Regions from separate parts of the Homo sapiens genome. Here all the other regions are linked to region 3. The links are chromatin loops, found by intact Hi-C in ENCODE. Cell type or tissue: IMR-90. All regions are shown on one strand.

Region 1 (4,000 bases), 210 kb before region 3:
ACCTAAGTAAACAACACAATGGACACAGGACTTGTAAATCTCATGAAAGACAATGCCAGATTTTAAAGTACATAGTCATCAAACAAAAAAATTAGCATCAGAATGTTCATAGCCACATGTAAATGTTCTATATTTTTTAAGCTGATAATCTCTATTTAATTTGTACATGTAATAATTTTTTGGTGGTGGAATCAGCATAAATATAAATATCACTGTTTCATATTGAATCAAACTATCTTCAGTTTTCTACAAAAAAAATAAATCTTTTTTTTCACCTAACCTTCCTTGGTACAAAAATTAAATCTTTCTTAATATAGAATAGGAAGAATCTGCTAATTCAATAATACTAATTTCTTTTTTGCTGATTAAAAAAGGAATGAAAAAAATCTCCTCATCTAGTCACTTCCTATAAAATGCTTGAAATGCTTTGTTCACCATTGGCTTTAATAATTCCTTCCTTCAGTTGGTGGAAAATGTATCTGAATCAGTAAGAATCTACTTCTGCCAATTCCTTTCAGGAAGACAACCTTCCACCTACTGAAATCACACCTCCACTCCAGGCTGTAGCCATTCCCAGCCTCCCTCCTTCACCTCAGTGGGACCTTGTTATCCTGATCCGCACAGCATTATGCTGAACTCCCAAGATAAGGGGAACAGAAAATAACCAGTAACAGGTATACATGTTTAAACTATCATTAAAATAGTTCTATAAAATAGAAAGCCAGAGTCTCAAGGGGGTAGCTGGCCAAGGATAAATAAACCACTTCAAGTATAATATAAATTCAAAAGTGTTAAATAAATAATAAATTTTACTTAAATCTACCAAATAAAAAGATAAGTAGTTATATAAATATGGTCAATACATTTTTTAAAAAGAAAAAAATATGCATTTAATTTGTTAAACCAAAATACTCAGATAAATATAGCATAATATATTCAATACATATTTCACATATTGCTGACTTTAAAAGTTTTTTATTCTAAGTATAAAAGTAATCTTCTCTTACTATAATCACTACAAATTGATAAATTAATTGTGTATATAAACTTAGGATAAAATACTTGCTATAATTACTTAAAGCATTTAATATTTTCAAAAGTGTTTTAAAATCTGTTCCTGGCTCAGTTTCTTAAATGACCAGGGATATTTCTATATTGCTGCTTGTCTGAGCTTTGAAAAAAACCAGTACTTAAAATGCTGCATTTAAGCAATAGCTGTTTTAGTTAAATACATTCTAATAGTTCCAAAATTTCAAACATTTCCACTGACAAGTGTCTTTGGTTGTTGTTTTGTTTTGAGACAGTGTCTCACTCTGTCACCCAGGCTGGAGAGCAGTGGTGCGATCAGGCTCACTGCAGCCTCCACCTCCCAGGCTCAAGCAATCCTCCCACGTCAGCCTCCCAAATAGCTAGTACCACAGGTGTGTGCCACCATGCTCAGCTATTTTTTTTTTCATTTTTTTTTGAAGAGACAGGGGTCTCCCTATGTTGCCCAGACTGCTCCCAAACTCCTGGGCTCAAGGGATCCTCCGAATCTGCCAAAGTGCAGGGGTTACAGGCATGAGCCACTGCACCCAGCCCAATTTACAAGTCTTTAACTTAAACATTAGAAATGGAAAAGCCTAGGCACTTTGGACTTAATTTACACGGAGGGAATTTTAAACGCAAAGAATCTTCGGTGTTCTATAAAAAATTCACACATTCAGAGAAGGTATCTTACCTAATTTTTAAAGGAAGAAAGGAAAAAGTATGAGTAAAACATTATTTTAGTGGAGAATGTTGTGCTCCTATGAGGCCCAAGATTCATAACCAACCATGATGCCAAAGGGGAGATTTTTTTAGAGGAATGAAAAAATTATTCCAATGTTACTTGATCAACACTAGACTCCACTAGGAGGCACTCTGAACTTACGTGCTACTGTATGACCTAATACTTTTGTGTCACTTTTTGTGTGTGTGTGGCTGCAGAAAGCACATTTCCTGCTCATAATCAAAGTGTCAGCCAGTAAGAGACCACCATAATAACTGTGGTAGGAGCCTCAAAAACTGAAGCTGTATTCTGATTTGTAAGAAAACCAATGGTAATCATGTGTTACAAACTCTTCACTTGATAAAATGATGGTTTCAGGGTTCCTTTAAATAGGGAAGACTTCTAATGTACTGAGAAGAGATTCCAAATTACAAATACTAAATTTGTCATCAGCCTTTCATGTTATTACACTGCCCCATTCCAACTCTTCACAATGCCAGTCAGTGGCAAATGGGTTACCATGCATTATGTTTTTAAAAGCAGAAAAGAGTGCACACAAAGTGCCCAAAGGCAACCAAAAAGACCTTAACAGCCAATTGCTTGGCAAATAGATAAAGAAGAAAAAAGTTTATGTAATTGCTACCTGCTTTTTATACAAACACATGTATTTCCTGGAACATGGTAAATGTTTGTTTTGAAAGTAACCTCCATAGTCTTTCCCCACGTCGTTTATCAGTACTGGATTGGAGAGCAGTTTATGACAATAAAGATTTCATTTACCTTTAATATTTTTCTCAACATTAAGATTTTAGATTACTTTTGTCACTTCTTATTCCCTCCAGCATATACACAAACCCACATATACACACACATTAATGTTAAGCTTCATATGTCTAAGGTGAATTTCCTAAATTCCATACATACCATGTTTAAATATAAATTACAACCCCCAAACAATAAATGGCTCTAATCTCCACTTGTGAAAAAAAAGAAGGATCAAAGAGTTTGTCAAACACTCTGCTGTAAAGAACACAAATCTGAGCAATAGTCCATTTTTTATGTTCACCCTTATTAGTATGGGTACAACTTCTCCCAATGTTTGTATATTGCCCAGTAAAGATGACATCTGGTGTTGTTTCAACAATATTTGGAGTAATGAAGCAGATCCAAATTAAAATGTTCCCTATAGCTATATTTTCCTTCAAGAAACTCCTACGATGTCCTAGATAAAACCCTAGAAACAGGCTATGTGAAACTACCTGGTTTATCTATTGTAAGACTAAATACAACTAATTAATTGACAGGATTTCAACCCAGGGTTGAAAGAAGGGAATTTACTACAGTATGCCTATCTTGCATTCAGAAACAAACCCCAAATAAAGTTAGCTATCTAAAGAGGTTTTTTGGTTTGGTTTTAAAATTTATTTTATTTTTTCTTCAGTAACACTTGGCAAAATGTTGAAAACAGAAGAATCTGCTGGAGAAAAAGTAGTTGCAAAAGAAATAAAATACAACTGGGTTAATGTCTTTAACACATAAATAAGTCTTACAAATATAAAAGAAAAGAGGAAAACATCAACAGAGTAACCACATGTAGAAGTAAAAATAATATAAAAATGTTCAAAAATAATATAAAAAATGTTCATGTTATCAATCCAAGTTATAACGTATTCTTGAATTGGCAGTTAAAAAAAAGAAAGCTAATTTCAGGCTGGGAAATGGGTGTTCTCATACAGACTGCCACAGAAATATAAACTGTCACATGGCTTTTTTAAAGAACAATTTGGCATATACGTATCAAACACATAAAAATATCCACACTCTTCTACTTAATTTTACTTCTAGAAATTTATTTTAAGAAAGTAGAGATAGGAAAAAATTAATCTAAAAGTATTTTCATCAGAGTGTCATTTATAACAGCAAAAACAAATTTCTAAGATCCCAATAATAGAGGACTGATAGAGGCATAAAATAAAATGTAATGCAGCTACTTAGATGCAGCTGTAAAAGAACATTTAGTGACAGGAGAAAATGTTCACTATCTAATGCTCAGTGAAAAATATTGCTCAGTTATCTTAATTTTATGTCTTATGGTTTTGAATCTCTGTTTGTATATGTGCATATATGCATGAACAGAACAGCAGAATGGCTGACACACAAACAAATGATATCAGTGCTTATCTCTGGGTAGTAAAATAATGGGTAATTTAAAAATATTGTCTTCTTTGTGCTTATGTTTTTTTGCATTTG
Region 2 (4,000 bases), 390 kb before region 3:
TTTAAATCAGCTTCAAACAAAGGAAAAGATTTTAATAAACTGATATCATTAGGGTGATTCATCACTAAAATGCATTCTATGCCTTCCTGTATTAAGGAGTAAACTTGGGTATGAGACTCCAATTCTATGAAAGCAAATTATTTGTAAAATATTATCACATATACAAAATATGACTACAGAAAGTTCATGAAGTATTTTAACCCTCATCATTTCCACGATGACTTCAAATCCATTTATATCAACTGTGTGAATGGTAAACATATTCTCAATGAAAACACAAATCTGCTCTCCTACACCAAACCCAAGGGCAACCACCAGTTCTTCCTTTTCCTCATCCTATACTAGGTGCTGCTAATGATGAAATTACTTACGACTATGGAGTCCTGTTGCTTACGTTTTAATTACATTTACAGCACAATTAGAAAACATTTATAAAATCTCTTTTCATGACCATTAGGAAATGAAAATGATAACTGGTTTAGCCATGATGTATTTCACTGAAGAATATATTATTAAGAAAGTGGTGCAAGGGGAGATGAAGTCTTTCCAAAATGATGCTAAGAGATTCTGTCATGTTTACAAATAGTCTTGGTTTAATGTTTCAAAGTAGGTTTTCAATTCTTGCCAGTGAAATCAGCTTATCCCAGGTGAAATCTTCAATCAGAAAATAATTACCAAGTAATAGGGCCAATCTCAGTAAAATAAACAAAGCAAATTATAAGTCAACCAAATCTGTTAGGGCACAGTGGCATTCTGCCTCACAGAAGAAAAATTAATACAGTTCATTACTGCTAAATTCTCGTGTACCACACATTAAATATAAATAGTTTCATATGCTTGTACAATGAAACGTCTTATTTAGGAAATAAAATACAAGAGTATTTCAGGGAGAGATAAACCATTATTTAAAAACTTGAGGCTGGGAGTGGAGGCTTACATTTGTAATCCCAGCACTTTGGGAGGCCCAGGCAGGAGGATCGCTTGAGCCCAGGAGCTCGAGACCAGCCTGGGCAACAGAGTGAGACCCTATCTCTCTAAGAAATAAAAAAATTAGCTGGGTGTGGTGGCATTCAATTATAGTCCTCACCACTTGGGAGGCTAAAGTGGGAGGACTGCTTGAGCTCAGGAGTTCAAGGCTGCAGTGAGCTATGATCACGCCACGGTACTCCAGCCTGAGTGACAGAGACAGACCTCATCTCAAAAAAAATTAAAATTAAATAAAAACTTGAATCCATATGTTTAAGCTATTATTGTTATTGAGACAGGGTCTCTCTCTTTCGCTCAGGCTGGAGTACAGTGGCACAATCTTGGCTCACTGCAACCTCTGTGTTTAGGGTAATCTTGATGGAGGAAGACAGGTTCAGAACTATGCATAGTCATTCAGGTTTGTAAGAGGAAATCTAAAAGCTGTGATAAAATACCAAAGGTAGAGCACTCCAGTTCATGTGAATTTATCATTTAAAATTGTTATTGGGTTAGGAAAGCAAAAATTGTTAAAATAATGCAACAGGCTTGGCTGCACACAGTTGCACAGGCCTTGCCAGAATAAAGTTTCAGAGCAGAATCTGTACAAACATCTTGTTACATGAGAGAGAGACCACTAGATGGCTATCTCTTACATTCCTATGTGCAAACCAGAAAGAGTTTTTTCCTCTTCTAGTGTACTAGATATAATATGGAATCCTGAAATGTTAACCAATTTTCTTAGTCACATTAAGATGTTTATTTAGAAAATACATCTAATGAATATAACAGATGGAGTAGAACATAAATAAAGCAAGTTGGTGGTCCTGACCCCTGTGTCATCTCTCAATGTTTCCTTTTTCTTTTCAGTTTATGTTCCACTCATATTGGCTTTTCATTTCCTTGAATATCAACTCTAAGAAGATATTGTTTCTTCTGCCTGGACCACTCCCTCCCCACTAATAAACTAGCTCCTCAACTTTCAGATCTTAGGTGTCACATCAAAAAAGCCTTTCTTGACAATTCAACTCAGGGGTCTCTGCTGGGTGCACCTATAGCACTCTGGTCTTTCCCTGTATGGCAACTCCTCAATTCAAATACACATCAAACCCTATTTCTGTGCCCCTAAGAAATAATTCTACTTTGTGCCTTTAAGTAAATTCTACTTAACTTAATAAAGATAGTGACAATAACCTTTAGAAATTACTTTGTAGATTTAAAGAAGACAGCTAATATTAAAATACCCAGTCCAGTACATATCATAAAGTAGGTGTCACTAAATTATAGCTATTATAATTACTGACTGAAAAAACAAACTAATTGCAACATGCATCTGCTTCAACCTGTGGTTTATATAATATTTTAAAAATCAGCTCCTTTTTCCAGTCAAACATTTGGATTTTTGTAATAGAAAACAAAAAGCCCTTTTAGGACTGGGCACGGTGGCTCATGCCTGTAATCCCAGCACTGGGAAGCCAAGGCGGGCGGATTACTTGAGGTCAGGAGTTTGAGAACAGCCTGGCCTACGTGGTGAAACCCCATCTCTACTAAAAATACAAAAATTAGCCAGGTGTGGTGGTGGGCACCTGTAATCCCAGCTACTTAGGAGGCGGAGGCACGAGAATTGCTTGAACCCCAGAGGCAGAGTTTGCAGTGAGCTGAGATCACGCCACTGCACTCCAGCCCGGGAGACAGAGTGAGACTCAGTCTCAAAAAATAAATAAGTAAAAAAAATAAAATTAAAAAAAAAGCCCTTTTAGGTTCCTAGCCCTCTATTTTCTTAATAAGTCACTGTGGCTACTACAGCTAATTGGTTACTGGCTTTGCCAAAGGAGGCTGTATCTGTACCTTCTCCATCTCTTTTAGCGTATCTTTGGAAAAAGAACTCTCTCTACTCCACTGTTCTGAATGCCATTCCTCCAGAATTCCCTAAAGCCTCTCCTGTCTTCTCTCTTTTCTTTTTTATTAATAAATACAACTTCTTTACCTCATATCTGACTCACAGGCTATACATACACTCACTTAGGGCTTGAGTTGTTGTGGAGGTGGGGAGAGACTCTCCTCTAACATAACATATCCTTCAGGCTTTTCCATCTTCTCTCTTCCTTTACAAGCTCCAACACTGTCCAAAAGAATTTTCTGTAATAATGGATGTAATCTATGTCTGCACTGTCCAACCTAATAGCTGCTAGACAGACACATGGGGCTGAGTACTTTGTAAATGGCTAGTGCACCTGAGAAACTTAATTTTTAATTTTTTACTTTGAATTAATTTATATTCAAAACATAAATATTTTCACCTAGTGTTTACCATATTGGATGGTGCAGGGCTACTTGCTGATTCATTCTTCCTTACATCCTTTTCCCTCCCTAAATTGGATGCATTTCTTTCCACTTCCTATTTCACCGTTGTATGACTTCTCCAAGAGGTAAGGGATCCTAATTGCCAATGCTAATAGACTCTTTATTTTGATCTACTGGGAGGCTGTAGCCCTGTTGAAAGTTCCCTTCAGAACCTCTCTCCTTATAATGTTGTTCTTTACAGGTCTTCTCCACCTATCATCTGTGCTTCCTCTTTTTACCGTCCATCATGTAAAAAACGCTGGTGTTTTGGGAAGTCTGTCCCTGAAACATTTTTCCCCTGGCTAAAGCCTCTTCCTACTAAGTGATCTCAGTCACTTACAAAACTTAAGCTACCACCTCCAGGCACATGACTACCAAGCCTGGAGCTCTCCTAACACCAAACTGGTGTTACAAAACTGTCTTCTGGAAAATCCCACTTGGATGTCTGTCTGTCTCATTTGAACTTAAAATGTCTAAAATGGAGCTCTTAATCTTCTCGCCATATTTTAACCTTTTAATAGTGTCTCTCTTAGTGATGACACTTTTTTGAGTAAATCAACTCAGAAAACTGTGTTCTTCTCTCTCTAACCAGTGAATCACAAGGTCCAACCTAGGCTGATTTGCAACATCAACTTTTCCCTCCTTACCACCAGTACTCATTTGGGAATCTTATCTTTTGATTGTCATAGTGAAA
Region 3 (4,000 bases):
GACCCAGAAATCCTAATGTCTCTTCAGGTTTCTTTGATGCAGGTCATTCACATCCCAATAATATCATGCAAGCTGTAGAAGTGTATTCAGAATTGGCAGCAATTAAAGGGAAGAGAGTTAAAGGGAGGTAATAGATACTGTGATTTATGGGAAAATAACGCTTCTCTTGCAATTCTATTGCAAGAAGGGATCTACAGAATTAGAAAAAGAAATCATAATACCATTTCAAAATAATGGATTAAATCTTTGTAGGAACTAGTAATAACTTCAAGGGCCTTGCTTAAGGGAAGGGGGCTGTATCTGTTGGGCATTAATTCTGAAGGTTTTTATTCCCTTTGAGGCATCCTATGATCTCTATTCAATAAAGGAGCAAAAAACACCCAGTAATTGATGGCTGTCCTCGTCAGCTGGGGACATTTGCAGGTTTGGGAGAAGGAGAAAATGGGGCTGGAGTGAAAAGTTGGAAGCAGCCCACTGGATAATAGAAGAGAAGAAAATTATAGATCAAAGGATCTAGCTAGCATTTTTTAAAAAGGAGTTTCGGACCTACTCCATTCTCTTCTGTTAGGGTCCTAACAGTTGTAGTTTCTGCTTTTTGAGACACTGTTTTAGCACATAATGGGACACAAGTTTTAAGTTAATTTCTTCTAAAGTACTGACAATTTAAATTTACCTTTAAAAAAATTATTGCTTCCTGAGCTGGTATACTCTTATCAGATAACAACTTCTCAGTAAATAGATGTTTAAAAAATTAAAACTCTCCTTAGATTAACACGTAAACAATTATGATTTCAAGTTCTAATGTTTCTTAGAAAACAAGGTTGTAGGTCCCTTAATATTCACAAGACTTGGGATTCTGAAAAGGAAGTAGTATAGTTCAGTGGGGAAAAATCAAACAAAAATGTTATCTAATTTAATAATCAGATACCTTTTATTCTAGTTCAAATCTTATATGAATAACATATCTCAATCTCAATCCACATTTAAAAAAGCTATCTGTCACATAGAGTAGTACTCTCAGGTCTGAATTTCTATAACAGATATTTCCAAGTTATTCTGCCTTCCTTTCCCACAAACTCAAGCAGTTTTATGTATTTGTGGTATGAAAGTTTTAGTTCCATTATTTAGCACAACCTGCAAGGTATTTACATATGTTGCGATTGTAACCATCTAACGATGTAGGTCTGTTGCGTAAGAAAGGGTTATTACTGTATGGAGGTTAAAAAAAAAAAACTCCAAAAACCAAACAAAACAAATAGATGCATCCATTCCATTGTTGATGTCATGACTAGGTGTTGGGAGGATAAATGAGGGAATGAAAGAAGCTCTTGAGTTCTGGGGAGGACAGCTGCTTCATGCAGGCAAGACATCATTATTATTAATTATCTTTATTCACTTTCAAACCATCTGTTTCCAAACATGGGCACGTGTGGCCCTATTTTCCTATCTCAGTGCCCCCTAGTGTGTACCTTATACATATTTAATCTTCAACTGATTTCAAAGGAAGCAACATTATGTACAGATGGATGGCGCTGGAACAAAGGACAGACATTAATTCATTTCTTTGATGATTTTTTTTTTGTTTGAGACAAGATCGTTCATTCATATTAAACTATTGCTGATGGTATTATGCTAGTAGTTTTTCTTTAACCTTAAGAAAACTAAATAATGCCATCTGGTGGTGAAAATAAATATTCTGGAGGGTATTTCCAGAATTTGTTTATTTCATTTTTTTGTATTTTAATATCTTCATTACTGTAATAGTTTTTAACGAGTTGACTGAAGTCATTAGAAAGTAGAATAAAGATTTTACACAAAAGATAGAAATAAATAGTTTGGAATATATCTAGCCAGATCTAATTATACAGTGATAAAATTCCCAATTCAAGTTCTTTTCACCCATAAAGAGTGGTGACAGATTATGCAAAACCGTGGAGCTGGTTCTCTTCTTAAGTAACTGAGAGTAGTAATTTCCTGGCATCTGATACTATCATTTCTTCTGTAGTCACAATAAATAAAATGATATCCAGCCATGAAATTCAGTACTGCTCTCATGGGTGATAGACCAACTTCCTGATAAGATATGATGCTTTTATTGATTCCCTCTCAATTTTGCTCACCTTTGGAATTCAGGTCATGTCTGAAACCTAGAGGGGTATACTTGCTGGAAGATTTTGTTTTGTTTTTGTTTGTTTGTTTACATGAGAACCTGATGAGTCTGCTATGATAACTCAATGGGGCTGAAACTGGAGACCTGTATAAGTGAAAGATTATATTTTACTTAGGATCCACTCTCTCTCACCCTTTCTGTCCTCTAAAGACTAGGGTATGTCCCAAGAGAGAATTTGTCACACAGGGAAATGTCTTCAGACAACAAATTTCACTGAAAGTTGGCTTTTTCTAGGGTAACAAGGAGGAAATAGGGCTGGCACAAAGACAGTGTTCAATAAATATTTGTTGAATTACATCAAAATGAAGAATATTTCTTCCCTCGAAGCCCTTGTAAGAGAAGACTTCAACCAAAATGAAATTTCTGAAATGCCAATGAACCACATCTCTCTGTTGCTTAAAGTCTTGCAATGGCTTCATAATCCACTCCAAATTCCTCACAAGGCCACCCATAATACGGTCCTTGTATACCTTTTGACTCATATTCTGTCATTCATCATTCCCCCCACTCGACTTCTCTGCTTTAACACAAACATATATCCATGTGCATGCATGTACACACACACACACACTGAAATAGATCTATCCCACCCCCCAAAGCCAGTGTTCTGTTTAGCCTTTGCTGACCAAAGCACTCTTTCTTACTTTACCTAGTAAACTTTTAATCATTTTGAAAGATTCAGTTCAAACACTGCACTACTTCCACTAGGAATCTTTTCTTGAGTTTCTCATGTGGACAGTAGTGCTTTATCCTCCATGCTCGGAGAACCTCATATACATACTCCAAAAAAATACAGTTACTTTGCTAAAATTGTTTCCATGGACATCTTCACTATACCATGTGTTTCTCAAGAGCAAGGGCTACATTCTATTTGTTTAAAATCATTTTTAAATGTTTTGAGTGGTAATTGACCCCCATTAGGTACTTATTAAATGCAAGCTAAAGGCATGAATAATTGGTAGCAGATATTGCTAATCAAGCTCCAACATCCAGTCTTTCTTCTTATTTAATAGAACTCCAACCCACTTCAACCTCTCCGTAGCTACCCACCTAGGGAAGGTCCTATGACAAAGCTCTCACCGTGAGATATAACTGGATAAGATATGTGATGCTTCCTCCTTGCAACGTCCTTATTAAGAAACTGCTGTTCTTAAATTCTTTTGTCTTTTCTGCTTCTCACAGACTGAAAACAGGTGACAACTGGCAGTTTCCTTGGACTTAGTGATGGAAATGAATGTTGATGTTGGCTGAGCTCTCCTGACAGCCTGGGAACCTGCAGAAACTTGGTGACCAGACCACCCTACTTTGGGTTATGTTAGAGAAAAATACATCCTGTCATATTTAAGCCACTGTATTTTGGGGTCCCTTTATTACAGCAATTCAGGTGATGCCCTAATTAGTACACGGTTGAAATGGAAACTATTTTCTATGATATTGAAGCTTTATTTTCTCAGCATTGTACCATAGAAAATATTTCCATTTCTATTATGTATCAGGATATAACCTAGAAATACGTCATGGAAAACAATTAAATATTACTTTTACAGATAAGCTTCAAAACACTATCAAATTTCTATTTATTGCCTGTAGAACTTAAATTATCATTAAAAATTAAAAGGCAACTATTTCCAAGAGTAGAAACTTTATTTACAATCTTTAAAAATATCCTCTAGTCTTAAGACCCTACCTTGTTTTTAGCTTCTGTGTCTTCTTCCCTCATTGAAGAATCAGTCATTCACTTTAGGCACAGCCTTGTGTTATATGTTAGGAAAATCTTGACCTTGGATGGAAGAGAGAAAAGGAACTCCAGAATGACAGCCAGGTATTAAT
Region 4 (4,000 bases), 74 kb before region 3:
TCCCTATGTTGGGGACAGCACCACTTTGAGGCTTTTAGCTTCCTAATTCAGACACCGCATTTAAGCAAAACCTGGAGAAGAAGCAAATGACTGAAAAGAAAAACAAAGTTGGCCAAAGCAATAGCATTTACAAATGATGTAAAAGCAGAGCAAAAAATATATGAAAAAAACCCTCCTCCTCTAATCACACTTATATAACAAAAATTTCTACAAAATTGAAAACCTTCTTAGTATTCTTTTAATTCATGTAACATATACCATGCTGAGGGTGTAATTTTTAAGAGGTTTTAAAATCTATCAGTCTCTCTATGTATCCATCCATAAAATGGGATCATGTCACATTAAGATTATGAGGGTATCTAGGTGGGAATGTCCCACTGCAGAGTGTTTGATGTTAAAAGTCAGCAGTATTTGAGCTAAGCTCACATTTGGGAGTTGTTACACAGTTAATCTGTAACTGTGCTGTATGATCATAGAGTTCCCATGACAGCTATTGCATTAGGAGAGGGGCAGTCCTTATATAGCTACTGCTTGCCCTACCGTCTTTGTCCCCATCCACATATTATTTATTTTACAGCATAAGAATCCTTGTAGACGCAACCTAAAATGTGAGGGTGGCAATGCTCAATTTTTTTTTAAATCTTTCTGATTATTTCAAATAGCTTTTCAGAGAACAGTGGTGAAACAATTGTGTTAAAATTTCTTGCTCTTCTTGTTCCCCTAAAAGCTGCCTCTGTTGTAGGATCATGAAGCATGGGCAGATTTAGGAAGATTTTACAAATAGCTTACATATAGCTGTCCAGAGATCAGGAAATTGATAGGCAAGAGCAATGTCTTCCTCTTTAGACCTCGTAACTATTTTTCATGCTTCATTTATTTTTGTAGTTTTTTTTTTTTTTTTTAGACAAAGTCACTCCCATTGCCCAGGCTGGAGTGCAGTGGCACTATCTCCGCTTGTTGCAGTCTTGACTTCCTGGGCTCAGGTGATTCTCCCACCTCAGCCTCCTGAGTAGCTGGAACCACAGACATGGGCAACCATGCCTGGCTAATTTTTTTGTATTTAGTAGAGACTGGATTTTGCCATGTTGTCCAGGGTGGTCTTGATCTCCTGGGCTCAAGCAATTTGCCTGCCTTGGCCTCCTAAAGTGCTGAGATTACAGGCATGAGCCACCATGCCTGCCTATTTCTCATGCTTTAGACTGCAAAATAATCATCCAAATACTCAATGGAAATTTTGAAAGCATATCATGATTTTTAAAAGTTTTGCATTTGTTGAAGACCTTTTTCTAATAAGATCCAATCATAGAAGAGACATTAAACTATGGTTAAGAGATAGATAAGGCAGGAACTACCTGGAAGGATTTATGTGTAAAGTAATAGAAAACTAAAGTTTTCTTCACATAAATCTTTCTATAGTTCTAAAACCAAAGTTTAGATGCAAGATATTGCAGAATTATGCATTTAAGAAACTTATAAATGTATAAATTGTGGAATGGCTATTAAAGACAAAATGGCTATTAATACTAAATACAAAAAATTAACCAGGCATGGTGGTGCATGCCCATGGTCCCAGCTACTCAGGAGGCTGAGGTGGGAGAATCATCTGAGTCCGGGAAGTTGAGACTGCAGTGAGTGGAGATTGTGCCACTGCACTCCAGCCTGGGCTATGGGAGTGAGACCCTGTCTCAAAAAACAAAAAATTAAAGTTATTTTACATATAATTATAAAATGTAAATTATTAAATAAATTGGTAATTTATAAATTATGGGAATTATGAATTAGGAAGTTAAGAAAAAGTGCTCTTAGAAACTTTTCCAACTCATCCCTCTTTTACAGATGAAGAAATTATGCTTTATTTAGGAAATGCTTCACTAATTAACAAACTAATTCAATAAACTTTATGCTTAGTTTGTTTTAAAACAGTTCTGCCCTGTCCCCTGGCACTGTTGAGGAAAATACACTGGTTTTGCTCAATGCAAAGCTAAGTGTGGAATATTTGCTCTCAAATCTGTAAAAGTGGAGCAGCAGAGAGAAGAGTAAACCAGAGCTCTGTCTACTGTTTCTATGTGTGTTTTCTATAATGGAGATATAATTCAAAGTGGTATTGACACACTCTAACCTTTACAGTGAGCTCTAGGTTCCAGTCTCCACTCTTTCATAGCTTCTCCACCAGGTTCCCTCACCTCAGTCTCCACCAGCTCCAAGGAGTATGAATTCTAAAGTGAGTCAAGCAAGGCATTTATTGGGAGGAAGAGACAAGACATTAAACACTGTCTCTTCTGCAGGTCTCCCTTTTGTTCAAGTTTCTGAGTATCTCTTTTGACTCTTTTCTCCCTCTTCCTTCCCACAAGGTACAGTCAGATGGTGCAACACTGTCCTGGCTTGGGACCTTCCCTCTCTTGCAGTGGGAAACTTATTAGAACCCAGGTAATACAGCTTGGACCTGACTGTGTACCTGGAGGGCCAATAAGAAGCCTCAGAACTACACTGGGTCCCCCAAGATAGAAGATAACCCAATGGTTTGGGGCTGTAGTCTTAGCTGGTAATTAAGAATTCATTTACTTGAAGTGTTTTTTTGTGCACAGGGTTCCAGGCCATCCATGGTAGCAGGTCTTGGATACTGGGATTCAGGCTATTTGTCTTTACTAGAGACACAGTGAACCCAAGGCAGGCAGGTTGTTTTATCTTTGGCATCCCAGCCTCCTCTTTTTGTGGCTGATATCCAGTTTGGTGACCAGTAATCTCAGGGTCTTTTCTTCATCTCAGGTCATTAAGACCAACTAATAGGTGAGAATGTGGTAATTTATGAACTCTGAGTTATAACTGATAAGGAAGACTATTTATTTCCTGTTTACTGGTTTTTATAGTAGGTCATGGCTTAAAACCTCTGATTATTCTGAAATATACATGCAATACACAAAATAACAAATTTTAGATTTTTAGGTATCTGCAACTACATTGTAGGAGAAATCTCGAAAGCTTCACCTCACTTTGCAGAAGACTCCTAGCCATGGATGAGGCTGGCTTCATCCAGGAGGAGTTAGGGGAAGATGCCAGAGAATGTGAATTGCTTTGTTGCTCAGTGCCCTGGGCAGCATCTTGTGTAGGTGAGTTTCCTAAATTCTGTATAAAGTGAGGACGATGGAGAGTCTACCTACTGCCTTCATCAGGCATTCCATGCTGGCTGCAAGCAACGTTATTCAGTAAAAATCTCACCACTGTTAAAGCAAACTAAATGTGGCCTGAGAAGGACTCCATACTTCTATACTTGAGTCCTTGTGGATGAACTGTAACCTAGCTTAACAGTCAGACAAAATTGGAAACCTAACTTAGTAGTATGCACCTGTAACAATAGCTGAATGTTAGCCAATCCCAGCAGCCATACTTCAACCACTCATAGACTGCTGAATGTTCAAACTGCCTGCAAAATAAGGCAAATGCCGAGTTGTAACCAATCTCACTGTTTCTGTACTTCACTTCTGATTCCTGCACATCACTTTACCTTTTTTGTCTATAAATTTTTTCTGAGCACAAGGCACCCTTGGAGTCTCTGTGAATCTGCTGTGATTCTGGGGGCTGCCCAATTTACTAATGGTTCATTGCTCAATTAAACTCCCTTAAATTTAATTCAGCTGAAGTTTTTCTTTTGTCACCACTTACCAGTGACTTTGTAATAAAAAAAAAAAACCTTGTAGAAGCTGGAAACAAATGCTTTGCCTTCTTCCTTGTGGTTATTTGTTACCAACCTGCAGAGGTATATTCATATTGCAGAAATCACGTGTAGCTGTGAATACACTGTGGTCTTATTCTTTGGGTCCAGCAGAAAATTCCTGGTCTTTCAGGATATGTAGGCTGTATTGGAACTCTTCATTCTCTCTGTAAAATAACCTTTTTGAGAGTAACTCTGCAGTATTAGTTATTAAACTAAGAATGATTCCATTAAGGACATTGTAGAAAATGTTGCAATCTGTCTAGAATCATGACTTAATTTTCTGGCAGT
Region 5 (4,000 bases), 560 kb before region 3:
TCTATCAGATTGATGAACTCCTTTTAGCATTTCCTGTAAAAGATCTGTAAGATCTTTTTCCTATCCTGTCCTATAAGGACAGAAAAATTCCATGATACTGGTAATTCATGAATCCCTCAGTTTCTGTTTAGTAAAGTATATTATGTCTTCATGTTTGAAGGATAATTTTTTTTTTTTTTTTTTTTTGAGACGGAGTCTCGTTCTGTCGCCCAGGCGGGAGTGCTGTGGCGCGATCTCCGCTCACTGCAAGCTCCGCCTTCCGGGTTCACGCCATTCTCCTGCCTCAGCCTCCCGAGTAGCTGGGACTACAGGCGCCCGCCACTGCGCCCGGCTAATTTTTTGTATTTTTAGTAGAGACGGGGTTTCACCGTGGTCTCGATCTCCTGACCTCGTGATCCGCCCGCCTCGGCCTCCCAAAGTGCTGGGATTACAGGCGTGAGCCACCGCGCCCGGCCTGAAGGATAATTTTGCTGAATAGAATATTCTAGGTTGGAAGTTTTGTTTTTCCTTCAACACTTTGAATGCCATCACACTCTCTCCTAGCCTATAAGCTTTCTGCTTAGATGTCAGCTGCCAGTTGTATCAGAGCTTCTTTACATGTTATATACATCTATTCTCTGGGTGCTTTAAGGATCTTTGTTTATCCTTGACCTTTGAGAGTTTAATTAATATATGCCTTGAGATAGTCTTATTTGGGTTAAATCTTCATATTCTTCTATGACCTATGCATATTCGTATCTTTCTTTAGGTTTGGAAAGTTCTGTTATTGCTTATTTCAATAAACTTTCTACCATGATCTATGTTCTCTTTAAGAGCACTAATTCTTGGATTTGTCCCTTTGAGGCTATTTTTAAGATTTTTTTTTTTTTTTTTAACATTTTCCCTTCCCCTTATTAACTACGTAGGTCCCAAAGTTCTTAAAGAAAAACGAAGAAAGGAGTGGGCTAAAAAGATGAAAAGTGCTACCTGGGAAGTTTGTTCAAGCTCCTCTCTCAGGTCTCTTTAGTCCTGTAAGTGTGTTTCATTCTTTTCCTCTCTTTCTCCTCTGGCTATGGATTTTCACATAGCCAGTTTTCAAGCTCACTAATTCTTCTACTTGATCCACTTTGCTGTTGAGAGGCTTTGATATATATTTCAGTTTGTCAACTGAATTTTTCAGTTCCAGAATTTTGGCTTGTTTTGAATTATTTCAATCTCCTTGTTAATTTCTCATGATACAATTCTGATTCCTTCTCCATGTTACACTGAAGTTCTTGAGCTTCCTCAGGACAGCTATTTTGAATTCTCTGTCTGAAAGGTCACATATCTCCATCACTCCAGGATTGGTAACTGGTACCTTATTTAGTTTGTTTGGTGAGGTCACATTTTTCTGGATGTTCTTGATGCTTGTAGACATTCACTGATGTCTGGGTATTTACAAGTTAGGTATTTATTTCAGTCTTCACCGTTTGGGCTTGTTTGTATCCATCCTTCTTGAGAAAGCTTTCCACATATTCAAAAAAGACTAAGTGTTATGATCTAAGCCTGAGGTCACTGCAGCTGTATTAGCACTAGGGGGCGCCCTAAGTCCAGGAATGCTACAAACTCTTGCTGACTCCTAGAGGCACCACCTTGGTGGACTAATTTTTTGGTTCTTATGAAGGTGCATTCTTGCATGGCTAGTTTATAATTTGGTGTTCCTGTGGGGAGTGGGACAATCACTGGAGGGTATATTTGGCCATCTTGTTCTGCCTCCCCCCTAGTTTTTAATAAAAGATGGTTTAAGGTATGATAAATTCATCAAAATTCCCCACAATACTAAGTGTGAACAGAAATGTTAACTCAAGACAAACACGTATTTTGCCTTGTGACTAAGTTAGGTATAGCTTCCATGCTATGTTTTAGATAACCAGAAAAAAAGGAGCAAACAGTGCTTTAAAATATTAATAAATACTTAGAAGTACTGTTGCCCCTTGTCATACGCGGTGACTGGTTCCAGGAACCCCCTCGTATACCAAAATCTTCACATACTCAAGTCCCACAGTTGGCTCTGCAGAATCCATGTAAATGAAAAGTTGGCTATCAGTATATGTGGGACCCACGAATTCCGTATTTTCAATTCATGTTTATTCCATGAATAAGCAGACCAGCACAGTTCAAACACATGCTGTTCCAGGGCCAACTGTATTTCCAAATTCTTGGCCAGTATTTAGTTTTTGGCATTGTAGCATGAAGTTTCTAATACTTAATTCAATAGTCATAGATAAATCACTTGTTCACCTTTAATCAATACACATTTACTTGTATGTAATTTCAAAATTCTAACTCATGATTCTTAGAGATATGTCAAAAGTAGGCCAAAGAAGAGAAGGATAAATAATTCCTAAATTATTAGGTAGCCTTTTAACTCAGTGTCACCTTTTAATTGAATATGTTTGTCTGTTTAGATTATTTTTTAAAATGGAATAGAATACTATGAATTCTTTAAATTCCTTCCAGTTAATTATTGTAAGAATGTGGCCCAAAAGTATGTCAAGTGGCAAAGGAAGCTTACCTAAAATCTCTTACTCTTACCTTTGGGATTATTTGGGTCACGGTTCAAAATAGCATAACGAGGAAGTAAAATACCTTCAGCTTGAAGAATACTATATACTTCTCTCCTGAAGAAAAAGGGAAACATCCTTATTGTTTTATTGCTCCATTTCACAATGAATATATTATTGTAGTTTTCTTAAAAGACATTATTGTTGTTCTATAACTAAAAAGGGTATATATCTCAACACTTTTTATTTTTTAAATAAACAAATGTCACTTCGAATATTCAAAAAAGGTATTCTGAGGAAATATTCAGCAATAAGAACACAAATTTATGCACAATTCTTTTCTAGCTTATTGAGAAACTAATTATTAAAACTGAGAACATAAATGTATTTTAAAAATGGCTGAATAAAGTTGATATTATCACAATGATAGAACATTACCTAAGCATTAAAAGCCTTATGCTTAAATAGTATTTAATGACATGGAGAAATGTTCACAGCATACTAGAGAAAAGTGATTCTAATTTGGTAAAATGTGATTGTTATGTATGTATTGTTTTCTATAGGAAAAAAATATGATAGATACAGTGACGATTAAATGGCTTTCGGTACGCTTTTACTTTTCAAACCATTTAAAACGAACATACATTTCTATAGCTATAGCTGTATATATAAAAACACATATATATGAATTAATATGTAAATGTAGAGAAAATGTTTTAAATTTTAGATATTAATAATGTTACTCTCTGGAAGAATAGAAAAAAATAAAGTGAAAAAACCATAAGGTCTCATATTTACAAAGCATTTTTCATACACATAAAATCTCATATTGTAATGGTAAAACAAGAAAATAGAATGCTGGTGAGATTATGAGAATAGCTATAGGAGTGAAACATTGATTGAATGAAATACATAAATACACTCATATTTTATAATTTATTAGAAATCCATGCTTTTTACCTGTTAAATGAATGCTAAGATATACAGTATAATATTTTTCAAAATAGGTATACTTTACCATTTAAAAAATCTAGTTATAGGCCGGGTGCGGTGGCTCACACCTATAATCCCAGCACTTTGGGAGGCCGAGGCAGGCGGATCACAAGGTCAGGAGATCGAGACCATCCTGGCTAACACGGTGAAACCCTGTCTCTACTAAAAATACAAAAAATTAGCTGGGCGTGGTGGCGGGCGCCTGTAATCCCAGCTACTCGGGAGGCTGAGGCAGGAGAATGGCGGGAACCCGGGAGGGGGAGCTTGCAGTGAGCTGAGATCCCGCCACTGCACTCCAGACTGGGCGACAGAGCCAGACTCCATCTCAAAAAAAAAAAAAAAAATCTAGTTATAATGAGTAAAGTCCTAATTTCATCATCAGTCCCATGACAGAAAAAGTGCTCATAAGTTTGAATGGTTTAGTAGGCTCTGGAAATTAAACAATCTCGGTTAAGTCTTTGTCCTACTACGTGGGGAACTTGTGA
Region 6 (4,000 bases), 640 kb before region 3:
GTGCTCCAATCTTGGGTGTGTATAGGATAAATCTTGTTGAATTGAACCCTTCTTCATTATGTAATGCCCTAGTCCTTTTTCTACTGTTGTTGATTTAAAAAGTCTGTTTTATCTGATACAAGAATAGTGACCCCTGATCTTTTTTTCCATCTGCATAACAGATCTTTCGCCACCCCTTTACTTTGAGCCTATGTGTGTTATTACATGTACTATGGTGATATGTGTCTTTTGAAAGCAACAGAATGATGGGTCTTTTTGTTTGTTTGTTTGTTTTTGTTTTCTTTTCTTTTTTAAAATAGAGACAGGGTCTTGCTATGTTGCCCATGGTGATTTCAATCTCCTGAGCTCAGTCAATCCTCCTGCCTTGGCCTCCCAAATTCCTGGGATTACAGGCATGAGCCACTGTGTCTGGCTGGGTCTTGTTTTTTTAATCCAATTTGCCACTCTATTTCTTTTCAGTGGAGCATTTAGGCTGTTTACATTCAAGGTTAATACTGATACGTGGGGATTTGTTCTTGTCATAGTGTTGTTAGCTACTTGCTTTGTAGTATCAATTGTGTAGTTGCTTTATAGGATCCATGGGCTATGTGTTTATACATGCTTTTGTGGTAGTGTATTGTTCTTTTGTTTTTATGTTTAGTACTCCCTTAAGCATCTCTTGTAGGGCTGGTCTGGTGGTGGCCAATTCCCTTAGCAATTGCTTGTCTGGAAAAGAGTTTATTTCTCCTTCGCTTACGAAGCTTAGTTTGGTGGGATATGAAATTCTTGCCTGGCATTTATTTTCTTTAAGAATGATAAAAATGGGCCCCCAATCTCTTCAGCCTTGTAAGGTTTCTGCTGAGAAGTCTTCTGTTAGTCTGATGGGTTTCCATCATAGAAGTGCACTGTTAGTCTGATGGGTTTCCTATCATAGCCTGATATAGTCCTTTTCTCTAGCTGACTTTAAGACTTTTTCTTTTGCATTGACCTTGGATAGTCTGATAACTATGTACCTTGGAGACAGTCATTTTGTATAGTAGTTCATGGAGTTCTCTGGATTTCCTGTGTCTGCATCTTGACCTGTCTAGCAAGACTGGGCACATTTTCATGAATTATATCCTCAAATGTGTTTTCTAGGTTGCTTACTTTCTCTTCTTCGCTCACAGGAATCCCAATAAGTCATAGATTTTACCACTTTACATAATCCCATATTTCTTGAAGGCTTTGTTTTAAATTCTGTTTTCTTTATTTTTGTCTGAGTTGATTTGAAAGAGCAGTCTTTGAGCTCTGAAATTCTTCTGCTTGGTCTAGTCTGTTGTTAAGGGTTCAAACTGTATTTTGAAAAATCATGTAGTAAATTTTTCAATTACAGAAGTTCTGTTTGGTTATTTCTTAATACAGCTATTTTATCTTCCAAATCCTGCATCTTTTTTCTGTTCTCCTTGTGTTGAATTTCAACTTTCTCTTGTATCTCTTTTAGTTTTTTTGTCATCAATATTCTGAATTATTTATCTGTCATTTCAGACATTTAATGTTAGGATCCATTGCTAGGGAGCTAGTGTGATCTTTGAAGGTGATGAAACACTCTGGCTTTTTGTACTTCTGGAGTTCTTATGCTGGTTCCTTCCCATCTGAGGGAGCTGACACTTCTTTTTCTGAATTGTTTATAATTTAGATGGAGTTTTTTGATATTTTATTCCTTTTTTGCCTTGAGGTTATGACTGTGGTGGATGTTGTGTATGATCTGTTAAAACTTCAGACAAATTAAATTTAGCAGCGTTTAACTGAGCAAGAAAAAACAAACAAACAAACAAACAAAAACCTATTCACAAATTCGGCAGCCTCCAGAAACACAGCAGATTCAGTGAGACTCCAGGGATGCCTCATGGGCAGAACAAATTTATAGACAAGAAAAGGAAAGTGACATACAGAAATTGGGCGTGAGTTACAGAAATAGCTGGACTGATTGGCGTTTGCCTTATTCTAACACAGTTTAAACACTTGGCAGTGTATGAGTGGTTGAAGTATGACTGCTGGGATTGGCCAAGACTCAGCTATTGTTACAGGTGCATACTGCTAAGTTAGGTTGTCAATCTTGTCTACCTATTAAGTTAGATTACAGTTCATCCACAAGGTCTAAACTACAGAAGTATGGAGTCCTTCTCCGGCCGTATTAACTCTGTTTTAACAGATCGATTAGCTTTGTTTCTGGATGCTGTTATGGGAACAGGGCTCTGTAGAGTTCCTTGGTTGCAGATAGCTTCATATGATGGGTTTTTCAGACTTGCTTGGTGTAGCAATGTATTCTTATTTGGTGGTGTAATTCAGGCTGCAGTCCAGTAGATGGTGCTTAAGAGTAAGAGATGAGCTGGCAGGAGGCTCTTAACTCTGCTTATGCACGCCTTCAGCAGGGGTGGAGGCAACAGAAAAGCACGAGTGCCCTCCCACCTCTTCCCCATACCGTTTGTCTTCATCGGGGGTGGAGCCCCTGGAAAAGCCTGAGAGGCACCTCTTTCACCCTACACTCCCTGGGACCCAGCAGGAAGAGGCGCTGCTATGTCCACGAAAGTACACTGGGGAGGCTGTCTGGAAGTGAGAGATGACCCCCATCTCCAAGTCTGTTCCCAGGCTTTGGTGTTGTGCCCTTTGGTGGCTGTCACAGCACTCATAGTTCCTTTGACCCCAAAGGGACTTTGGCGGGCTGCACTCCCCCTTCGCTTAGTGGCAGTTCACACGGAGGGTTAGATCTCCAGGTGAGTGGGGTCCACCTCCCTCCTACTCCTTGCAGCTGGTGAAGCACTCTCCCTCAACTGACCAAGGAAGCAGTCTGAGGCACCCATCAGTGACCCACACAGACCTGCTTCAGGTCGCAAAGCTGTCCCTGGCTGCAAGTCATGCTGCTCAGGAGAAACGCAGTAGGCTTCTGCAATTCTCCTCCCATTCCAGTCTTGGGATGAGAGAGAGCTTAGTTTCAGCACCCACTGCTAGGCACTCTCCAAACTCACTGCCCATTTCCGGCTGTGGGGACCTTTCCCTCGCTCCAAAGCAAATGCTCCAATCTCTGGCCCAAGACTAAAATGCCTGCCGTGGCTACCATTGCCAGGTTACCAAACAACGACCGACTTTGTATGAGCCCAGATTTAAAAAAGTATCCTCGGCCGGGGGCGATGGCTCAAGCCTGTAATCCCAGCACTTTCGGAGGCCAAGGCAGGTGGATCACCTAAGCTTAGGAGTTTGAGACCAGCCTGGCCAAAATGGTGAAACCACATCTCTACTAAAAATACAATAATTAGCTGGGCATGGTGGCGGGCGCCTGTAATCGCAGCTACTGGGAAGGCTGAGGCGAGCGAATCGCTTGAACCCGGGAAGCGGAGGTTGCAGTGAGCTGAGACCGCGCGATTGCACTCCAGCCTGGACAACAGGAGCAAAACTCCGTCTCAAACAAAACAAAACAAAAAAAGTGTCCTCTCAGTCCCAGGTCTGGAAAAATGCCTGCAGCTTTTCCCAGTGTCTTTCCCTCTCGGTATCTCAGCCTCTCCCCAAACTAGCTCCCGGGCTTGGCAGAAACAGGGTGCTCTCCCTTGGCCTGGGCTGCACAGATCACTAGCGGAAAGGCGAAACGCAAGGGGAGACTGGCTGTTCCTCTCACATACTAGGGCTTCACACATTATCAGCAGAACGCCGACGTGGGGGCTGCTTGCCCACCTTCTCCACAGAGTCTGGGGTATCCTTTGCTATTCTAGTGAACTGCTGCTTCCCTTCCTCAATTAAAGCTCACAGAGTTGACCTTTATGCACTATGTTGCTAATTCCAAGCGGAGGAAGCCCGCTGAAAGCCTCCAATCTGCCATCTGGGGCGCTCATGCTCCACCAGCCATGTTGGGTACCTCCACCTCCTCCACGCAGGCCGCAGGCCAGTGTGGCTTCCTCCTGGCCCGTAGGCCCCCCACCCCTGTGACTTGGACCCAACCAAGGGGCAACTCCAGCTCAGGGATTGCAGGGCTGGGAGGGGGCTGCACGCA
Region 7 (4,000 bases), 460 kb before region 3:
TCTTTACAAATTGCACAGTCTCAGATTTTCTGTTACAGTGACGCTAAACAGACCAAGACACCATTCTTTCTATTCAGTTCCCACTGCCAGCCTCCAAGGTTACTTTACCTCAAAATTTTATTCAGTGGCCTTCCTGACTCCAGTTTATTTTCAGTCACCTTTCCAATGGAGCCTTCTGTCCACTACCAGTTCACTTCCTTAATATTTTTGTTATGTCACTACCCATTTGAAGACAACATGTAACTATCCCTATTTCTTATCACATGAACAAACAAACACAAACAAAACCTGATATCACAAAGTTTACTCTACTCTGGGCCTGCCAAATAGTGGAACACTATTTCTCAAAATATTCTATTCCCTTTATCAGAACACTGTTCCACGGGTTTACTATGTTCATGTTCATTTATGCCTCTGTTCTTTACTCATCGCCATCACCTGGAGTTTCTACTGTATCTTTTTTACCATTCCACTTCATATCTTTCTTGTTTTTAGAAGCTCAGTTCTAATCCTATCTACCTCAGTAAATCTTACCTGATATATTAGTGTGTTCTTGCATTGATATAAAGTAATACCCAAGACTGGGTAATTTAGAAAGAAAAGAGGTTTACTTGGCTCACAGTTCTGCAGGCTGTACAGGAAGCACAGTGGCTTCTGCTGTTGGGGAGACCTCAGGAAGCTTTTACTTATGGCAGAAGGCAAAGGCGGAGCAGGAATCTTACATGGTGGGAGGAGGAGCAAGAGAGAGAGTTGAGGGGTGGTGAGGTGCTGCATACTTTTTAACAAGCAGATATCACAAGAACTCTATCACAAGAACAGCACCAAGGGGATGGTGCTAAACCATTCATGAAGGAACCGCTCCCATGATCCAATCACCTCCCACGAGGCCCCACCTTCAGCATTGGGGATTATAATTTGACATGAGATTTAGATGGGGACACAGATCCAAACCATATCACCTAACAATTCCAATCATCGTAATTTTCATTTTTCTGTTCAAATTAATTACTCTCTGTACTGTATAATGTATACTGTTATAAATGGTTCTCTACTCGTTTCTTATTTGCTAGTCATTTCTTTTCAATAAGGCTGTAATTTTTTTAAGGGCAAGAACCATGTTTTACTTATAATTCTGTACGTTACATAGAGCTCATCACAGGGTAGGCTGTGAATGAATATTCATTGCCTAGATGACTGGTTTATTAGTTTAATCAAGAGATAATGCAACCAACTTAGGTCAACATAAATTTAGCCAGGAAGCTAATTAGACAGAAGACTATACAGTAATAGATCACCATTTAACCTTTTTGACAGTCACTGGGTTTTAAAAATATTCCTCCTATTTTTAATACGCAAACCCAGCACACTTTAATTATTTTCTTTTTGGTGTGTTAATAGTGACTCTTTTGGTGAAGAGAATACAGATACTGTCAGCATCTGTGTGACACCTGAGTTGCAGATATTTTAAAATATTTGGATGCTTGGCATAATGTAGACATAAAAACTGAAAGACTGGCAGTATTTTAAATTATTCTACTTGAAGACGGCCATCATCCACTAAATAACACCTATTTTTGAATGCGCAAATCCACACAAATGTTTTATTAAGTTTACCACCAGATGTCAGTCATTCACTGCAATGGTAATAACTACCCTGAAGAACTCTTTATGAAAAATCTATGTATGTGGATATCTCCCTCATCTTTCCTTCCCTCACCGACTCTTCCACTCCTTCTTTCTATGACTGTCAGTCTGTTTATTAATCAATTGTCAATTGATTATCTATTTATTTATGTATTTATAATCCACATATCTATTCTAATCTATCTAAATAATGAAAAGTATATACTAGGTATTTTGAGAAAATAACATCATAAAACATCTAAGTATTTACATATACAATATGAAAGTGACACTAAAATATTTTATACACTGTGATCTGGAATTCAGGCTCTTTTCAGCCCAGTAACTTTGAGACCAATGCAATACTATGCAGCCTTTTTTCAGGACATACTTTCACTTCTCACTTAGAATCTTTGTTTTTTGAAACTTTTATTGGATTCTTATTACTCTGGAATTAAATTCTTACTGGAAGAGCATCAATGACATAATAAGAAAATTATACAATATTTGATTTTTAGATAGGTACTAGGGTGATTTAAAAAGCTAATTTACTACTAAAGAACTATGCAAAGAAAGTTCTCCACTACCAACTTCTACCTACAACTTTTGTTTAAAATTTTTTCTGTTTTCTTGAACATTAACATACACCTTCTGTGATTCCTCATTCTGAACTTTGTCAAATATCTGACTTTACATCCATCACTGAACTTAATGAAGTGAATTTATGCTTTATTTTCCCTTTAGATTGTGAGATACTTGAGGTCAGGGAGCTTAGCAGATATCCATCAATAAACAAATGTTATTTTCTAAACATGAACTGTGGCCGGTCTGTAGTGGATTGTCTGTTACCTACTCAGCAACCGTTTTCTTTTTTCCTACCCAAATTTTGTTTAAGTGGCTAGCACTTCTCCATGGGTAGAGCCATGGGCCATTCTTTGCTATGGATTAGCTCAGAAATGGCCACACAATGCATGTGACCGAAACTGTCTTAGAGGCTTCAAGGAAAAGTTTCCTCTCTTGAAATAGTGAGCTGCAAGGACTAATGGGTAAGTTATTGCATATCTGTTGTCATTTCTGAGAAAGAAAATACTAGTGTTCTTGTGTTTCTGAATCCTTTTGGGGATTGATACAGATTTGGGGTGCATAGGGGAGTCTCTCTCTTTAAATTTTTATAGATATCAACTAGAGACATTTTTATATCACATAGAAAGAACATTCTAGAGAATAAAGCCAACACTGAGGAAAACAGAGCTGTGGGCTGGAGATACAGATAAAGACATAGAGAGAGACAGACACACACACAAGCACACAAAGAGAGAGAGAGAGAGAGATTAAAATTAAATATAAAATTAAAAACTTCCCTTTGAAAGACAAGGCTGAGAGAATGAAAAGGTAGTCCACATACTAAGAAAACATATTTGCAAATCATATGTCTGATAAAGAGCTTTTATCCAGTATTTATATAGAACAATACTCCATTTCCTAGGAATTCAGACTAACTTGAGATTTTATTTCAAGTATAATTTGTTCTTTTCTTTGTTCTGTTCAGTAAAGAAAACACTTTTTTACTTTTACTAACAGCTCTCAGCATATTAACATGTATGAAAAAAACAAGTATGTAAAATGCAGTTACATTCCAATTCCTTCTCATGGTTTTGAAATATTTCTAGTTTTATCAGCCTGGCTTTCCAGCCCATCCACTACTGCTCCCCTAAACTAGCCTGAGTGTTATGGAATATAGCCCTGTTGTTAATCCCCTACTATAACAAGCATTTTCCGATAAACCTCCTCTGCTTACTCAAATACTATCTTTTTTTTTTTTTTTTTTTTTTTTTTTTTTTTTGAGACGGAGTCTCGCTCTGTCGCCCAGGCTGGAGTGCAGTGGCGGGATCTCGGCTCACTGCAAGCTCCGCCTCCCTGCAAGCTCCGCCTCCCGGGTTCACGCCATTCTCCTGCCTCAGCCTCCCAAGTAGCTGGGACTACAGGCGCCCGCCACTACGCCTGGCTAATTTTTTTTTTTTTTTGTATTTTTAGTAGAGACGGGGTTTCACCGTTTTAGCCGGGATGGTCTCGATCTCCTGACCTCGTGATCCGCCCGCCTCGGCCTCCCAAAGTGCTGGGATTACAGGCGTGAGCCACCGCGCCCGGCCTCAAATACTATCTTTTTTATGAAGCCTTTCTGCTCTTCAATAACAATTTGATAGCATTTTACTTGTTTTCTTCTTATGCCTTAAAATCTAATTAGTTATATGCTATTTTAGCTACCTTACTAGATTACAGACATTTAAGGGATCTGTGCTTTTTTCATCTTTGTATTTTGCAGATAAACTTAATTAATGCCTGTTGAATGAATCCTTCACCTTTCAATTTATTTATT

What was found. Hi-C counts contacts between places; a loop is a spot of excess contacts. Peaks named below come from ENCODE experiments on the same cell type or tissue, not always from the same donor. Only the 100,000 strongest peaks of a DNase experiment are listed, where the experiment ranks them.
Region 1: a loop joins it to region 3, with 3 times the contacts of the local background. A loop is called at or near these places in 18 of 110 quality-filtered maps.
Region 2: a loop joins it to region 3, with 4 times the contacts of the local background. A loop is called at or near these places in 16 of 110 quality-filtered maps.
Region 4: a loop joins it to region 3, with 2.1 times the contacts of the local background. A loop is called at or near these places in 21 of 110 quality-filtered maps.
Region 5: a loop joins it to region 3, with 12 times the contacts of the local background. A loop is called at or near these places in 52 of 110 quality-filtered maps.
Region 6: it touches region 3 in a loop (10-fold over the local background); 18 of 110 quality-filtered maps call a loop at or near these places.
Region 7: a loop joins it to region 3, with 8 times the contacts of the local background. A loop is called at or near these places in 74 of 110 quality-filtered maps.

The regions. Positions count from the first base shown.
Region 1 is chr5:102,790,827-102,794,826 of GRCh38, reverse strand. The region is part of intron 1 of PAM (peptidylglycine alpha-amidating monooxygenase); the gene reads right to left. Among named protein-coding and RNA genes, the nearest start is that of PAM, 38 kb to the right of the region's middle. In IMR-90, CTCF peaks have their summits at 1,897 (motif pointing right) and 2,765; no DNase peak of the experiment used is centred here.
Region 2 is chr5:102,969,499-102,973,498 of GRCh38, reverse strand. All of the region lies in intron 14 of PAM (peptidylglycine alpha-amidating monooxygenase), which reads right to left. Among named protein-coding and RNA genes, the nearest start is that of GIN1, 150 kb to the left of the region's middle. In IMR-90, a CTCF peak has its summit at 1,613 (motif pointing right); a DNase peak (open chromatin) is centred at 1,608.
Region 3 is chr5:102,581,424-102,585,423 of GRCh38, reverse strand. It overlaps LINC00492 (long intergenic non-protein coding RNA 492), which reads right to left. Exons shown (of 2, transcript NR_047462.1): 1 at 3,858-4,000. Among named protein-coding and RNA genes, the nearest start is that of LINC00492, 2.1 kb to the right of the region's middle. In IMR-90, a CTCF peak has its summit at 1,650 (motif pointing left); no DNase peak of the experiment used is centred here.
Region 4 is chr5:102,655,146-102,659,145 of GRCh38, reverse strand. All of the region lies in intron 1 of LINC00491 (long intergenic non-protein coding RNA 491), which reads left to right. Among named protein-coding and RNA genes, the nearest start is that of LINC00491, 14 kb to the left of the region's middle. In IMR-90, no CTCF peak of the experiment used is centred here; no DNase peak of the experiment used is centred here; H3K27me3 peaks cover 333 bases.
Region 5 is chr5:103,137,023-103,141,022 of GRCh38, reverse strand. It overlaps PPIP5K2 (diphosphoinositol pentakisphosphate kinase 2), which reads right to left. Exons shown (of 31, transcript NM_001276277.3): 5 at 2,554-2,639. Among named protein-coding and RNA genes, the nearest start is that of PPIP5K2, 19 kb to the right of the region's middle. In IMR-90, a CTCF peak has its summit at 1,555 (motif pointing right); a DNase peak (open chromatin) is centred at 1,562.
Region 6 is chr5:103,223,104-103,227,103 of GRCh38, reverse strand. No RefSeq gene overlaps it. Among named protein-coding and RNA genes, the nearest start is that of MACIR, 34 kb to the left of the region's middle. In IMR-90, a CTCF peak has its summit at 2,314 (motif pointing right); a DNase peak (open chromatin) is centred at 2,343.
Region 7 is chr5:103,038,892-103,042,891 of GRCh38, reverse strand. No RefSeq gene overlaps it. Among named protein-coding and RNA genes, the nearest start is that of GIN1, 79 kb to the left of the region's middle. RefSeq lists a silencer at 1,493-1,787. In IMR-90, a CTCF peak has its summit at 1,611 (motif pointing right); a DNase peak (open chromatin) is centred at 1,611.